Regions from separate parts of the Mus musculus genome. Here region 1 is linked to region 2. A link is a loop called in an ENCODE intact Hi-C map of the cell type or tissue named here. Cell type or tissue: left cerebral cortex. All regions are shown on one strand.

Evidence for each region. A loop is a pair of places that touch in the nucleus more often than their neighbours do. Peaks named below come from ENCODE experiments on the same cell type or tissue, not always from the same donor. Only the 100,000 strongest peaks of a DNase experiment are listed, where the experiment ranks them.
Region 1: it touches region 2 in a loop (3-fold over the local background); 9 of 42 quality-filtered maps call a loop at or near these places.

Annotation. Positions count from the first base shown.
Region 1 is chr3:55,475,801-55,478,300 of GRCm38, forward strand. It overlaps Dclk1 (doublecortin-like kinase 1), which reads left to right. Exons shown (of 17, transcript NM_001195538.2): 7 at 2,005-2,089. Gm31443 (a long non-coding RNA gene) reads right to left here. Exons shown (of 2, transcript XR_003954477.1): 2 at 1-348. Among named protein-coding and RNA genes, the nearest start is that of Gm31443, 6.1 kb to the right of the region's middle. In left cerebral cortex, no CTCF peak of the experiment used is centred here; DNase peaks (open chromatin) are centred at 1,123 and 2,234; H3K27ac peaks cover 670 bases.
Region 2 is chr3:55,372,261-55,374,760 of GRCm38, forward strand. All of the region lies in intron 3 of Dclk1 (doublecortin-like kinase 1), which reads left to right. Among named protein-coding and RNA genes, the nearest start is that of Gm9831, 30 kb to the right of the region's middle. In left cerebral cortex, a CTCF peak has its summit at 1,513; a DNase peak (open chromatin) is centred at 1,632; H3K4me3 peaks cover 436 bases; H3K27ac peaks cover 1,219 bases.

The DNA of each region.
Region 1 (2,500 bases), 100 kb after region 2:
ATGTCTTTGGATTGTAAACTATGGAATACAATATAAGGTAGCACCTGCCACCTACAACCCATGACATATCTACACTATGCAACACCATTTGCAATGCCAAGAGAAACAAACAAACAAACAAACAACGACAAAACCCACAAAACCCAGGGCTAGAAAGCCCAGAAGAGACGTTCTCCAGCTTACCCATTTTATTTAGTGCTTTTCTGTCTGGATTGCCATTGCATTTTGAACGATGCAGGAGACCAAGAATCTTGCTGTTCTGAAAAGTACACACCTCTTCCAGTGCAACCATGTTAAAGTTTATTTTCTCCAGCCTGTGATGTAATAAACCTGCCGTGGCCCAGCCTTCTGTAGAGATATGATAAGTACAGATATGATAACATTTTCACAAACAGGAATTCTTGAGAGTCAAGCGAGTGACTTTGAAGCTGATACATTGACAGTGCCTCCGACATGGTGGGTTGTGATTCTGTACTATAGTGCTTTTGAAAAGAAAAAGAAAAGCGAGCCCTCTGTTTGGAAGTTAGGATCTTTGCTGTGGGATGTGACATACCTGTGTTCCTAGTCAGTCAGAGGCTACATAAGAGCAGATGAGTTCAGGCCTCCAGGTGTATTGAGGGAATATTTTTGTGATATGTGGAAGTTCAAGGCACATTATGTAGACTGTATCACACTAGGGGGTATACAACAGTAATATCAAAACTTCTAGAATGTTCTATAAGGAAGAAGAGGTATTGTCAATACTATAATTTCCATTCTAATCTTATCAACTGTCAACATTAATGAACTCATCAATGGGATATATCCATCTTTGTCCCTTCGTCACTTAGGAAATGCCTCAGATGGCCCTGGAGTGGGTACATGGTATATCCTCAACTACATAGATCTGTCTTATGAAGACAAAGGTATTTGGGTTTTCTGTGCAGGAGGCTGTTGGGTATGAGCCACATACAACTTCTCTGCCCCTTTTGTGCTCAGTTATAGCTGGATGGAGCCGGGTGGAGGTTGAATGGGAGACGGGTAAGCAGAGGAAATGTAGGTCAAGTTTGCTTCTCATCACCACTTCGTGATAAATGCAACTACAGCCGCTCTCCCTTCTCTCTGCTCCACAGACAGCCAGCACCATGAGCCAATGCCGCCCCCTCACCGCCTCCTGCTCCCATCAGGCCAACCAAGTGGATAAACCCAGGGAACAGAAGGAAGAACTTTTAGGATGAGCTGTGTTCACTATTTAGAAATAGCATAACTGTGTGAAAAATTGTTTTCTCAAGAAGTAGGGGTGGAGACGGAAGCATTCCATTGTTAAATATTGTACCCAGTCAGTTCTAATATTAAATATTTTCCCTCCCACTGTAGTCAAAGCCCTGTTTGCTTACATGGGTCTTCAGTCAAACCTGCCTGAATTACAGGAGACTCTTCTGACCTAGGCTTTAATTTTGCCTTTCTCTCAGACATATTAAGGAACATGCCAAGTTGGCCTCAGGTTTACTGTGTATCTCTATCTCAAAGCGGAGAGTGGCAAACCCACTCTTCTACTTTTCTCTTAAAGTTTTGCTAAAGCTGAGTTGTTTGCTGGGTTTTTGTTTTGTAGAATATTTATAACTAACTTAAGAGACATTTTTGATCTTGTCAAAGTAAAAAAAAAAAAAAAAGCAGATAAAGCCAGAATGGCACTACATTTGACTCAGGATAGAATAGAAGACAGAGTGAGACATCTAAAATCTGGCAAACGGGAGCTCAAGGGTGCTGATTTTGAGAAAAGCAGTCCAGTGTTCAAACGATTAGCCTCTCCTAGTTGCTCATCTTATTGGCTACTCGTGAGGGTGGGAATTGTGGCACTCATTAGATATTCTGAAGACCTCCTTTTCCAAGTTTAAAGACCAATTTCTCCCTGGGATGGGGCAACACTAGCTCCTGAGATTCCGGGCTGGGTATGGTGTGTTGAGGCTCCCTCATTCTGACCCAGGTTTTTTTTTTTCTTCTTCTGCTTCTGTTCCTTTCCAGATCTCTCAGCATGGCGGCTCCTCGACTTCACTTTCATCCACTAAAGTTTGCAGCTCAATGGATGAGAATGATGGCCCTGGGGAAGGTGATGAGCTTGGGAGAAGGCACAGCTTGCAGAGGGGATGGAGGAGGGGTTAGCTGAATTTACTTTGCAAACTATCATATCTGAAACACAAAGAGCAGACAAACCTCAGCAGCTCCCGTGGGACTGACTCTCACTGGGGACAGGAGTGGGTGATTCCTACAGGTGCTAGCACCCACTGTCTGGGAGTGGGAAGGAAGAGTTGGCCCAACTGAATCCTTTCACATCCTCTGTGGGTGTGTGATGCTTAAGAACACCAGCAATTGTCTGCCTTTGTGCTCCCCTGCTCTACTCCCCTTCCATAAAAGAAAAGACAACTGTGTCTTGGATGTGAGCACCCATAGGTGGGCTCCAACCTACGGGAGTTCAAACCATCAAACTACATATACTTCTTTTCGTTCCTGGTAACGCCAA
Region 2 (2,500 bases):
ACAAAAACACACACCACATACCACGCACACTACATACACACTCACACACATCACATACCACACACACTACAAATACATACACACTCACACACATCACACAGCACACACACAAACACACACATACCACACACCACACCACACCACACACGCATCATACACACATACACACCATAGACACACACACACACCACACCACATACACATATATACACCACACACACACACACACAAACACACCATACCACATACCATGCACATCACATACATAAACAAACACCACACACCACATACCATGCATACTACATACACACTCACGCACACCACACCACACACACATCACATACATACAGACCATAGACACACACACACCACACCACACCACACCACACCACATACACATATACATAACACACACACAGAACCACTCTCCACCTTATTTTACAAGCTCACTGAGTCAACTGGACAGACTGACAAAGCTTCAGTCTGTCTCCCCAGCTCTGAGATCCCAGGAGCACAAGAGGCTATGCTGATCTTACTATACACCAGTCCTAAGTTAGATTCCTTCAGGACCTCCTGTTTATACAGCAAGCATTCTACCAACTGTGCCACCCCCCAGCCCAGGAATGAAAATGTTTAATTTTTTTTAAGTTGAAAGTTTTGTTAGGAAGAATTATTATAAAATTGTTGCCATTTGCACAAGGTTATCATCAAAGTAATGAGAAAATAAAAATGCAACGATGATTTATTTTATGAAAATAACCTTATAAAGTTTTTGTGTGAGTTCATAATGAATTGTAGACACATTTCATAACTGATTATAAAGAGGAAAGCTCATAATAGCTGGTTTACAACACCATATTTTATAAGAACACTGAGTGTGAACACAGAATAGAGGCCAAGCGTGGGATGAAATGGAGAGAGACACCCTGGCTCTGTTTTGTTTTGGGTCCTGGGGAGCCTGTATATACCACGTTTTAATTGACAGCTGTTTGCAATGGTGAATTATGAATCCCTTTTGATGCAGCCTCTTAAGTCACAAGGAAAGAACATTTTTTAACTTCACAAAAAGTGTTTCTCTTCCTTCGGTAGAAGTTCATGTGAGCAGCAGCAGGGAACAGTGTCTGCAGAGGACTAAAGTTCAATTCCCAGCACCTCTGTCAGGCAACTCAGAACCACCTCAAGCTCCAGCTCCACACACACTCATACACATCAATAAAATGAAAACAGATCTTTAAAACATGAGCAACAGAACTTTTATGTCTACTCTATCAGGAAAAGTGGAAAGAAAGTTAAAGGATTGTACCGTACGTAATCAGTGCGTTCAGTAAATGGACTGAATGTCTTGGCTTTCATCTTTATACTGGCTTATTTTATTTTATCTTTATGTATTTTATTTTATTTTATTTTATTATTTTATTTTATTTTATTTGCAATGATCTCTTACCATTTGAAGGGTCCTCTCAGCATCCAGAAATGTCTGAGGTCTATCCTCCATTTGGTGTGTAGAGGGCGCTCTTGTAAAGAAAATCTCCTCTCCAAGGCTCCCTGATAAGAATATAGGCCAGCTTCCTGCTATCTTTGTTGCCATGGAGACCACACTCCAGTGAGGGGCAATGGATTCCGTGGTCCCGATTTAGAAATGTGTAACCAGCAGATGCCTTTACTGCCTTTGTTTCAATCTTTGCCCTTGCGGAGCGACTCAGGCCGGAAGCAGAGCCGAGGAAGTCCGTGTTTGCCTGCATGGTTTTGTTTCTTCTGTACAACATCTGTCTCCTGAGACGGATGCACTGGCATGATGAGCCAATGGAGAAGACAAGACGCGAATTCATAGCTAGAAAAAGAAATGCACTCTCCTCCAGCCAAAGAAGCAATTCAAATTAGTTTAAAGGAAAAAAAATGTTCTTATTAGACACTTGCTTATACTGTTAATATACCATATATGTGATAACTACTTACATAACTGTTAAATCAACTGAAATGTCTGAGACATACATGCCAGGGTACAGGTTTCTGTAGATTTGAAAGGACTTATTTTGCTGTAGATTGGCAGTTAAGAGCCCGCATTTGAATTCTAACTGGATTCAAATTCCTTCTTGTCTTCTACTCCATCCTAGGCTGTCCGCTTCATTTACAAATTGGGGTTCATACCACCATAGTGTAATTTAGTGCTCTCATCACTGTGACTAACAAATAATCAACCTCTATAGAGGAAAACGTTGATTTGGGTTCACACTTTGGGAGGATTCAGTACATAGGTGATCGCTTTGGGATCTTTGACAAAGCTGGGTGTCAGTCACAGTGGGACCGAGGGAAAGCACAACTGTGACTAGGGACCCAAAGAAGATGGGAGGAGCTGAGGGTGCACTGTGCCCTGAGTAACCTAAGGACCTGCCACCAGGAAGCACCTGTACTAACTCCTAATAGCACCATGCTGGGAGAAGAGGGAACCTCAAATAAGTAAGGCTTCCACAAGAGCTACAGGCAAACCTGGAGGGCATTT